Linked DNA regions of Homo sapiens: regions 2 and 3 are each linked to region 1. The links are chromatin contacts, found by Hi-C in ENCODE. All regions are on one chromosome and are shown on one strand. Each heading gives the region's core, a stretch centred on a gene start or an enhancer-like site at or near the end of the contact. The rest is flanking DNA. Distances are from core to core; before and after follow the strand shown. Region 1 holds the start of IMMP1L (inner mitochondrial membrane peptidase subunit 1). Region 2 holds the start of COMMD9 (COMM domain containing 9). Region 3 holds the start of TRIM44 (tripartite motif containing 44).

Region 1 (3,824 bases), core at 238-2,737:
GAGAATCAAGAAGCCATACTCTTTCTCATAGGTTGCTGGTCTTCTTACTTTCTCTGCACTAAACCTATGAAAAGCCTACTTTGAGGGGAAAATAACCGAAAGAAATGTCAAACGAAGTACAAGAACAAGCAATGAGTTATATTTTATGAAAGTGTACAAGATTTAACAGACACATATCACACACTATGAAAAAAGTTATGTAAACACAGACGGGGTTTTAATGAAACAGCATTCAGAAATTAATCTAGAAGCTTTATTAACACAGCAAATCTGTCCTACCAACTTAATCTGGTCATTCCTTTGAATATAACAGTTATGAAACAAGCATATTCTTCAGCAGGCTTCTCATAAAAAATTCCAGAGATTTTAAAGGAAAGCCTAAGAACTAGACTTTTCTCGTTAAAATGTGAGTTAAATTTAAAGATGTCGTATGGAATGTAGCAGCAATCAATACTGGGAAGCAAAATGTATATAGAAAAAATAAAAAATATATACACAGATTTAACGCAGACACTATCTAAATATCAACGACAGGCTCAAAATACTTTATAAGGATTATGTGTCAACATAAGCCTTTAACATTCGCTCTCTTAAAGCCAAAATGTTTTAAGATTTAGAACCAGAGAACAGGCAGTCTGACGGTCAAAGAGGGGAAATCATTTTTTTCCAGCATCTTCTAATGAAGTCTGTCTCTCACAATTATAAAAACTTTTGCAGGCTGGTCTAAACCGTGAGCTGCCTGGAGAAAGCAGAAGGGAGGTATCCTGAATGAAAGCCAAACCATCTCCATAAATTAATGTCTTCCCTTGACTAGAAAGCATTTCAGGGTAAAAAGCATGTACGAATTCCTCCGTAATATGAAAAGGGGTTGGAGGGCAGGGAATGAAATAGAGAGCGAGGGCACTAAAACATGTTTAGTTAACAGCGCTCAGAAGTCTCCACACAACCCGTATTCCCCTCCATCTCAATCAGACCAGGCTATTCTCTCCTCCTCCGAAGGTTTAGGGGTCAGAAAGAGATGTGGGGTCAAAGTGGCTTCCCCGACAGGTCCCCTCCCTAAGTTTCCCCTCGGCTGAGCCCAGATCTCCGCTCTGAACCGACCTAAGAGCTGGTCTAGGGCTGGGAGCCCGGTTGATACCAGCAGCTGTCCATTCCGCACCGACGGTCGCGTGCCCGCAATGGACACCAGTCGAGGGCCGCTGTCGTTGGTCACGCTGGCTCTAGGACCCCTCCTCTGGAAACTGGTGACGTTGCTCTTGCTGGCTGTCGCCACTGCAGACCCAGTACTCGCGGCAACACTACCGCAGGTTGCCACTGCCGCCATCTTAGAGCCTCCAGTGTTAACCCAATAGGAACTCTGGGAACGCAAACACCCGTCCTATCAGAACCAGTGCCAAACTCCCGCCTCCTCGCCCCAACCGCGGCTCTCGTAACCAATAGGACTGAGACGTCAGTCCCGAGCCAACCAATCGGAAGGCGTATTGCTGAAAAGTGCGCCCTACGAAAGGACGGTCGACTTCGGCGGGGCCCAGGTGAGAAAGGCCCACCTGTGTCCTGGTTGAGGGTCTCCAGGGTTCTTTGGGGCCCGAGGTAGGTAATATCACGTAACGTTCTTCTCCTTTTGAGTGCCTTCATTCACATTGAGTTAAAGAAAAGGTTGGTGAAACAATAAACCCTTAGGGCTTATCAAGCAATTGCTAGCACCTTTCTCCGCTGTGTGTGAGGATAGACTTTTTTCCTGCTCATTTATCTTCTGATTTCTGATAGAAAATTCACTCCGCCTTCCCCACGATGTCTTTTTCTTAATTTTGTGTTATATGGAAAGGATGGGATCTCTTACCTTAATGAGTTGGTTGCTGAGCGTCTGGGCTTAGTTCGTTAGTGCCTAGTGGTAGGTGGTTTGGAATTAAACCTTAGAGCGAAAACTCTTGAACTTTGAGGCTATCTGGTTTTCCTGTGTCTGACAAACTATAGCTCTCTGACAAGTTCCGATAAGAAGCTTTTGTTAATTTTAATTAGTGTTTCTGGAAGTCTTGGATGTCTTTCCTAAGCGGTGTAAATGACAAGTGTTACTCTGACAACCTTGTTCACACATTTAATTGTCGTTTGCTGTTAAAGCAGCTGCAAATAACAGAAAATACTTAGGGTTTCTTTCCCCCAAAAAACTGCTAGGAAGAATTAGAAGTATACCTACTTTATTTTATGAACCCTGAATCGAGAGTTTATTACTAAAATACCAATTTTATGTGTGGAAAAAACATGTATTTTGAGTTGTATTTTTGTATTTAATTTTTTTTTCAAAACTGAGCAGGGACAGTGGGTAACTGATGTTTAAAGGCAATCATGATTGACAAATGTCTAAATTGAAAAGGACTCCCAAATCATTACCGCACTACTGAGTTATTGACTTTGACAGTGATCTGTGATACCTTTTAATTAGAGCCAAACCTCATTGAAATTCTTGCCATCGAATTGTTTTAAATCTCACTGACCTGTTGAAATTTTTGGGCTGATTCTGTTTGATAAATTGAAATTAGTATTGCTAAATAGTGACTGGAGTTTTTCATTTGGGGAGGATTTTTGTTTGTTTGCTTGTTTTTTAGAATCATGTTTAGGAAAAAACCCTGTTTCACAATATATCAACTGGAAAGCTTTGATCAAGGTTGCTTTCATATTGAATCTTTAAGTTACTCAATAAATAGCTGTTGAGTGATTACTGTCTGTTTGGACTTAATCTTGTCATTTTAGACCTATGGTAATAAAAATGGTCTCACCTGGAGGAGATAAAATTAACACATAGAAAACAACATAGTACTTAAAATGAACACATTAAATAGCATGTGCTAATTTTATCCTGTAGTAAATAAGCACTAGGAAGACCAAAAGAAAAAGTGACAAAGCAGTCCAATATCAGATAGAAACGTCTTGAATTTTTTTTTTCTTCAACTTTTGTTTTAGGTTCTGGGCTTCATGTGCAGGTTTGTTACATAGGTAAACGTGTGCTGTGGTGGTTTGCTGCACAGATCAACCCACCACCTCGGTATTAAGCCCAGCATCCATTAGCTATTCTTCCTGATGCTCTCTGTCCCCCCACCCCTACAAATATTTTTGATGCTGTGAACTTTTTGAAATGCTACATATAATTATTATTTTTTGACAGATGGCATTGTTTTGTGTACCTCATGATGCTATGAAGTGTATGTACATTCCGGAATCGTTAAATCTAGCTAATTAGCAATGCATTACCTCACATAGTTATCATTTTTGTGGTAAGAGTACATAACATCTACACTGTTTACATTTTTTTAAAGAATACAATATATGATTATTAACTATAGTCAGCTTGCTATAAATTCATGTTATATAATAGATTTCTTGAAATTTATTCCTCCTATCTAACTGATATTATGTATCTTTGACCAAATTCTCCCCATCCCCCCTGCCAACCATCCTGGCCTCTGGTAAACACCATTGTACTCTCTGTGCGATGAACTATTAGATTCCACCTATGAGTAAGATCATGTGATATTTGTCTTTCTGTGTCTGACTTATTTCACTTAACATAATGGTATAATTCGTTTTTATAGGCTTCTGTATTACATATTCCCTTGTTTCCTACTGTATTTACTTAACCCTTTAGATTTCCCAAGATGATGATAGTGGTGCTTTGTTTGCCTCATTACTAGAACTGAAGAATTATTTTCCAACTTTGACTTGGACTATAATTCTGGAAAGATGATCTATATACACACCAGAGTATTCATGAAATTAGGATATATATCTGGTATAACACTATCGTAGGATAAATATGCTTTTGTTTTTTT
Region 2 (3,824 bases), core at 646-3,145, 4.8 Mb before region 1:
GAAGGCCAGAAATCCAGGCGTGGCTTCGCTGGGTGGTGCTGGCTCAGAATCTCTCATGAGGTTGCAGTTAAGCTGTTGGCCAAGACTCCTGCCTTCTTAAGGCTCTACTGGGCCTAGACAATCTGCTTCTCAGGTCAGTAATGAAGTTGTTGGCCAGATGCTTCAGTTCCTTGTCACCTAGGCCTCTCTGTAGGACTGTTTACAACATGGCAGTTTGCTTTCCCCAGAGCAAAGGATTCAAGTGAAAGAGAGCAGGGCACATGAGAGAGCACCCAAGCCAGGAGACAGGAACTTCAGTCTTTTTGTTAGTTTTTTGGTGCAGTCTTGTATAACCTAATCTCAGAAGTGATATGCCATTCACACCCACCATTTGCTATTGGTCATGCATACCAATCCTGGTACATGGTGGGAGGTGTCTACACTAGGTTGTGAACACCAGGAGGCTGGGATCATTGAGGGCCATCTTGAAGGCTGGTGACCACACTCCTCATTACTCTAAAGTAAGACAAGAAGGCACAATCCTGCAAATACCAAGGCAATATCCTCAAATAAGTCACAAAATTTCATCTTAGTCTAATCACTTTTTTGGGTGGTTGTTTATTTAACAAATATTCAATTAACCCAAGACAATGGGCCCAGCCCTATAGATACAGGCAGGAGTTAAACCTAGAACCTACATTGAGTTATAACAGAAACCAGGAATCAGGCCATGAGGGTTCATGGAAAAGAGAGGCCAAGAAAGAGAGCTAGAATCAGGACCCTGTGACAAAATGGTTCTAAAATCTTCTAATCCAGGAATGGGTTCCTCCTTAGACAATTTGATTTTTGGTTTCCTGGGCCTTGACAACATCCCCACAGAAAATGGAGTCGGGGAAGGGGAAGGGGGAGGAGAGGAGACAAAGGAACAAATGTCCTTAGCAGCTTACCAATTTCTGGAATTTCACAAATGGGCATTCTTTCTTAAGCTCGAATATATCAGAACCCATTTTTTGAGCTGGAATTTGCTTAAAAAAAAGTGGAGGGTAGGAAAAGAAAAGAGCCACCCAAATACTAAAGGTAGATAAAGGAAATGTCTGTTTTGATGTACGGTCTCTGAGAACAGGGCAAATCAGAGTCCAGTACTGCCAGTGCAAAATCACTCTTTACAATTATATTCATTATAATTACCTTTTTGAATAAATGAACTAAATCATTTCCATTAACCTCCTCCCCCATCTCACCCCCGTATAACAAGAACCTAGCTAGGTAGTAGCTTTCATTCCATTCCTCTCTTGTCCCCTCTCCCAAACACTTCCTCACCTGCTCTTGTAATCAGATCTTCTCTATGACTATGGGAAAGTTACTAAAAACCCTAAATGATTATTTCCCAATCTGGATAATACTAATAATACCAGCTCCAACCTACTACATAGGCTGAAAAACTATATACGCAGAAGTAATTTTACATTCAAGACAGGATGTGTGCATGTGTGTGTGTCAATTCCAAGAAGCCCGATATGCACAGCCTCATTTTCATTCCAAACACTGGTACGCCGATCACTCCTGAACAACTACGTTTCCAAGGCGCCTGCCAAGCTTGCAGGTGCATTCCCCAAGTGCGCCAGCCCACCCACATGGGTCAAGGGAAAACCTGTTTCCCTGACTTGGTAAGTAGACAAGTCAAGCCAATTTCCTCCCCGAGTAAACCATCCTCCGCCCTGGTCCCCCTAGTCCTTTGGTTCTAGAGTCTCGGGGTTTAGTCATCCAGCCGCCGCGTCCGTCTTGATCCGCGCTCACTGCCGCAGCACCACAACCGAAACGCCTTCCCCCACTCTGAAGGACTACAGCCCCCGGCAGGCCCCGCGACAACAGCGACAGCCACGTGACCTCGCTTCCCTGGGTGCCACGGTCATGTGACTTCGGCAAGATGGCTGCCCTGACAGCGGAGCATTTTGCAGCACTCCAGAGCCTGCTCAAGGTAAGTCGAAGGGGTGGGGACAGCGTGAGGTGGCCCTTTGTCTCCGAGACTTTAGACGGAGCAGGAATTGGGAACAAATTGACCCTGGTTTGGAGCCACAACTCTGCTGCTTGTTCTCTGTGTGATCCCAGGCAAATCGTTGCGTCTTTCTGAGCTTTTAAAAAGTAAGAACAAAATATCGTTTTGACAGGAACGTAAGATAAAAAAAAATAAAATAATGGGCATGAAGGCGCAGTACAACCTCCTGCTATTAGTCTTTGGGATTGGTTTTCGGTATTGGTGCATTGAAGTGGTAATTGCTAGACCCACGTTGTCAGTTCCCCATTTCATCCCGTAGCCCCTCCTGCATTGCACAATTAAGAAATTATCTCCTACTGCGTCTGCCCAGCCCTCCGAATGACCTGTGCGTTCAATGTTCCCTTGAGGTCCAGATTTTCCCTACTCTCTTTGACCTGCGAAAGGGGCAGGACATACTCCTGATAATCATTTGAAAAGTTGTGAGGTTGAAAGGGACCTACTTCATAGGGCTTTGTAAAGCTCAAATGAAGTATTATTATTATTTGAGACGGAGTCTAGCTCTGTTGTCCAGGCTGGAGAGCAGTGGCGCAATCTCGGCTCACTGCAACCTCCGCCCCCCGAGTTCAAGCAATTCTATGCCTCAGCCTTCCGAGTAGCTGGGATTACAGGCGCCCGCCACCAAGCCTGGCAAATTTATGTATTTTTAGTAGAGACGGGGTTTCAACATCTTGGCCAGGCTGGTCTTGAACTCCTGACCGCGTGATCCACTCGCCTCCGCCTTCCAAAGTGTTGGGATTACAGGCGTGAGCCACCGCGCCTGGCCGGAATTATTTAACTTATGATTTGCCCTGTAGGAGAAAGGGCAGCTTTATTTTCCTTCGTAGAACTTGTCGCTAGCTATTTGCCCGTTGTCCGTCTGTCTCATAAGAATGTAAGATCCATCAGGGACCTTTCCTTTCTTCCTCTCTCTTTTTTTTTTTTTTTAAACACCAGGTGAAGAGGGTTGAGTTACTCTCCTCAATTTATGGCACATCATCATCATCGGTCCATGTAATAGTCTCTGTTTTGTTTTACTTATTTATTTTTTAATTGCCTTCTCAGTGTTCATTAGCATTCTCCACTCCTAAGGGGATCTACTCTTTTGTTCACAAGTGTTAATGCCCAATAAGTAGAACAATAATACCTGGCACACAGCACGTGCTCAGTAAATAGCTGTTAAATGAATTAATAAATGAAGTAACAGAGCTGGGACTGGCAATCTAGGGCTCTCAGCTCCCAACCCAGTGCCTTTTCACCTTCATTTTGGCTGCTCTGTACCTACCCCCGCCCCTATACCTGTTGGTCTTATGCACTCTTTTCTTTTAAAAACTTTAAAAGATTAGTGTGTAGTATACATACAGAAAAGTGCATAAACCATACATTTACAGTTAAATGATTTATTACACACCAATGTAACCACCACCAAAGTCAAAAAATGAAATGTTACCAGTACCCCAGAAGTCCCCCTTTCGCCCTTTCTTTGCTTCCTCACTTTCTTCCCCAATGGTAACCTCTATGTTTGCTTCTGATACAATTCATTTAATATTGCCCATGTTTGAACTTAACATAAATGGAATAATACAGCATATACTTTTTTTTTATGCCTGGCTTCTTTTGCTCACCATTATGTAGCAGTAGTTCATTGATTTTCATTGCTACTGTCCTGTGTACTTTCTTTTCTTTTTTTAAAAAAATACTTAGACTTTTTATTATGAGATAATTATAAATCCATATGTAGTTGTAAGAAATAATATAGAGAGATCCCATTTATCCTTTACTCAGTTTCCCTCAGTTCTGCAGGATTCTGCGG
Region 3 (3,824 bases), core at 558-3,057, 4.2 Mb before region 1:
ATGTTCACTAATACAGATTACTTAATGAACTGATCACTCCACTCAAAATTTCCCCCTCCCTCCCCGATTAACACCAGCAGTTTCTCTCAATGATAGTAAACATCCACAATATGAATAAAAGGTGCATCGTCTGCAAATTCATTCATTCAACAAATATTTCCGAAGTGTCCACTGTTCTGGGGGACCAGTAAGGTCCACGACAGACAAAGATCCAGACAGAGGACATGGGAACTTCCACTCCCACCCCAATTTGGCCTCCATCTTCTTACCCTCCTTTTCTACTAAGTTTCAAACACGAAGAATCTAAAATGAACTCGGGGCACATATGAAGTTACTATTAAAACTATTTTGTTAGTCTTTTCAATGCAGACGTATCACTTGCTTGGATTCATGTGGCAAAATCCTATTTCCCATGTTTTCAAGTAGGCAAAAAGATTGCCTTATCAAGAGCCCTAGCACAAAGCACCAGTTTCAACAATAGTGATGCTGTGGAAATTGGCCTAAGTGGGGTCAAAACTCCCAAGAAATGCTTTACCTGGGATCCACAGACCAGAAACTTGCAATTTTCTAGAAATTGTATACTAGATTTTGTGTGTATTTTCTCAGGTCAGAGTCCAGAACTTTCATCAGATTCTCAAAAGAGTTCAACCAAAAACGGTGAATAAGAACTGCTCCCAAAAAGTTGGAAAGACTAGCTTCTTAGGGACACAGTGAAAGCGAATGTGGTCACAGCCAGGCCACCTGAGTTGAAACCCAGGTGTCCTGACCCCTAGGTTTATGCTCTGAAGGCCCAATACTTACTCTTAATTCTTCAAAGGCTTCGTCTAGGGTGGAGAGTTGGTGGCCCTGGTGAGCCCCAATGACTGGACACAGGACACAGATGAGCTGCCTATCTTCCTGGCAATAGGTACTCAAATCAAGCCCATGGTCCGGACACTTCCTCTTGGCCACTCTCTCTGCTTCCATTTCTATTTCTGGGTCAAATTCACTTTCTGCCTCAGTTTCTCCCTCCGCCTCGGATTCCCCTTCTTCTTGGTTGTCTTCTTCGGCCTCGCTTTCTTGCTCATCCTCCATTTCTTCCTCGCTGTCTTCTTCACTCTCCTCATCGCTCTCATCCTCACTCTCTTCCTCTGTCTCGCTCTCTTCCTCTGACTCGCTCTCTTCCTCCGACTCACTCTCTTCCCCTGCCTCGCTTTCTATCTCCCTCTCCTGCTCCACCTTGACCTCCGCTTCTTCCTTCCCCGCCCCCTCTCCGTCAGCTGGCGGGGTCCAGGCCTGGGAGCCGTGGACGTATTCGGCCAGATGGTGACTGAGGAACTTCTGCCTGTGCGCCTCGGCATGGCGGCGGCAGTAGCAGAAGCCGCATTCTCGGCACACTTCCTCGGCCCCCGGAGCCTCGTCGGGCTCGCACTCGTCACACGTGCCGTCGTGAGGCAGTTCCTCGAAGGCCGCGCCCACTCCAGAGGCCATGTGGGTGCTGTGACGCGGCCAAGGCCTCGGGGCCCCGGGGCTCGCCGCCTTCCTTCCGCGCGGCCTCACTTCCTCCTCCCGCCCCGGGTCCCTTCCTAGGGAGTCGCCTCCCGCCTGGACCGCGCCGCGTCTCGAAGCGGGACCTGGGGCCGCGGCAGCCCCTGCCCGGGCGCAGCAGCAAAGACCCTTTCCGCCGGCTCGGCCTGCTCCGCTCTGTCCCTGCGCTTCCTCTGCCGCGCAAGGCACTTCCGGCGCGGCCACCCGGCGCCCCCGTCGGCCCCCGCGTCGCGCCGCCCGCTCAGCCTCCCGCTACCAGGGAGAGATCGCGGCAGCCGCCGGCCCCCGCGCCGCCCCGGTTCCACTTTCCCTTTCCCCGTCAGGAGGCCTCCTTTTACTTCCTGAGTCATTTAAAGTGGCAATGACCCTTTTCTGCTTTTCCCGCGGGGCTCAGCTCCTCCGCTCCAAATCTCAGCGTGCCTTGGAGGAGGAGGAGGGAGAAGGAGGATGGAGGAAGTCTCTTACTCTCTCCAGAAGCAGGAATTGGGCTCCACCTCCCCCATTCCCTCCCTGGAAGTGTCAACTTGAGTTTTCACGGCCACTAGGCTGGTGTCCCTGTGCATTTCAGTCTCTCTTGTGCCAATTTGTCGCCGCCCGTCACAGTCCCCAGTGTTCTGCAAGGTGCCCGGACAGTGTTGTTTACCAGACTGAACCTGACCTCTTGGGATTTCCTGAGTGCGGAAGGGCTATGTTTGTTCTAGGCTAGGGGAATTGGAGTTAGGATGAGCAAACAAATATTTTCGATCCAAAGCAATACTGTGCTTTGTCTATTTGCATTGCTACCTCCTAGGATCTCAGAATTTCTGGGGTGGTAACCTCTGTGCGGTTTTCTGAGAGCTGCCTTCGGTTGGGCAGAGACGTCAGGTGAAGTGAGGTGGGGAGAGGCAGTATTTGTCGAGTGACAGGTCCAGGTTGCAGTCATTTTCCTTTATGTAAGGTGTCCCTCTAGATTCCCACTGGGCTCTAAGAGAAAAGAAGGGAACTGTTGTTTATAAAGCAGTACTGTAGTGCCAAGAACCCGGCTACATCTTTTTGTGGCTCTTTAAAAGCCGGTTTTGGAAGATCCTCTGCCCGATGGTCCCCAAATCCTGGTGCCACTACCTATCAGTTTTATGACCATGGACAAGTTAATTCATCATTCTGTTTTCCGCTTTTTAAAAAAGATGTTAAGTGAAAAGAACGGTAAATATCTACCTCATGGGGTAGTTTTGTGGATTAAATGTAACGATGCCTGCACTGTAGAGTATTCACTAAGCTTTCATTATTATTTTTGGCACAAATTATATTTAGTGCTCACAATGCCCCTTTGAAGGAACATATTTTACACACACAGGGCATTTTCGGCTGGCTGCTGGTAATGTAGGCAAGTCTCCACCTCTACCCCATATCCATGTCTCTCCATTCACAGAAGAGTTTTTGTTTTGCACTGTATTTGGGAGAGGGAAAATTACGTTTTTATCTAGTCAAGGGAGAGGCTGAGGTGTATTAAGAAGGATGAAAGGGGATGGAATGGTGTCTGTTTTACATTGATTCCCTTAGATGATTTTGAGTTAGAATTTCCAGATGCTTTCCTCAAACATACCAGGGGATGAGGTGGGGTAAAAAAACCTTTTTAATAGTTTTTAATGTCTCCATGGATAATGTATGCCTAATCTTTGTGCAGCTTTTGTTAGATATTTATTTTTTAGAAACCTTTCTTTTTAACCTCAGAACAATTCTATACAATGTTGAAAAAAATCAGGTTTATTTTGTTCCAATTCCATACACATTTCTGTTTTCCCCCAGCTCATTTCTCTGGAAATTATTTCTGTGTCTGCTTTTGAAACATGAATTGAAGCACCATTCTGAAAAAAAAAATTCAACAAATGTCAACTCAAACATCAACGTTAATATACCTAATGAGAAGTGTGCCTTGCTTGGTTATTTCTACTCCTGTCCTCCCCCAGGCTTAAAAGGAAACAACTTAGCCTTTACAAACATAACGTTCTCACATTTAGAAAGTCTTTTATTCAATGAAAATAATTTTTATTTTTTTTATTTATTTTTTTTTTTGGTGACAGGGTCTCTCTCTGTTGCCCAGGCAGGAGTGCAGTGGTTCAATCACAGTTCACTGCAGCCTCAGCCTCTTGGGCTCAAGCAGTCCTCCCAAGTGCCTCCCAAGTAGCTAGGACCACAGGCGTGAGCCACTAAGCCCCACTACTTGTTTTGGTATTTTTTGTAGAGACGGGGTCTCACTATGTTGCCCAGACTGGTCTTGAACTCCTGGACTCAAGTGATCCTCCCACCTCAGGCTCCCA

Evidence for each region. A loop is a pair of places that touch in the nucleus more often than their neighbours do. Pooled maps may share reads with other maps.
Region 2: a loop to region 1 is called in a pooled map, with 23 times the contacts of the local background. The contact joins the promoter of COMMD9 here to the promoter of IMMP1L in region 1. A Hi-C loop is called at or near these places in 7 of 50 pooled maps.
Region 3: a map of B cell shows a loop between it and region 1 (10-fold over the local background). The contact joins the promoter of TRIM44 here to the promoter of IMMP1L in region 1. A Hi-C loop is called at or near these places in 2 of 168 maps with a recorded cell type or tissue (B cell and CD8-positive, alpha-beta T cell) and 7 of 50 pooled maps.

Annotation. Positions count from the first base shown.
Region 1 is chr11:31,507,285-31,511,108 of GRCh38, reverse strand. IMMP1L (inner mitochondrial membrane peptidase subunit 1) reads left to right here and starts at 1,487. Exons shown (of 6, transcript NM_001304274.2): 1 at 1,487-1,590. ELP4 (elongator acetyltransferase complex subunit 4) reads right to left here and starts at 1,342. Exons shown (of 10, transcript NM_019040.5): 1 at 1,102-1,342. The coding sequence starts at 1,324. RefSeq lists enhancers at 1,038-1,327, 460-1,349.
Region 2 is chr11:36,287,495-36,291,318 of GRCh38, reverse strand. It overlaps COMMD9 (COMM domain containing 9), which reads left to right and starts at 1,895. Exons shown (of 6, transcript NM_014186.4): 1 at 1,895-1,957. The coding sequence starts at 1,907. RefSeq lists enhancers at 1,745-1,994, 1,831-2,533.
Region 3 is chr11:35,660,758-35,664,581 of GRCh38, reverse strand. It overlaps TRIM44 (tripartite motif containing 44), which reads right to left and starts at 1,807. Exons shown (of 5, transcript NM_017583.6): 1 at 802-1,807. The coding sequence starts at 1,470. RefSeq lists enhancers at 1,119-1,619, 1,831-2,150 and a silencer at 1,411-1,790.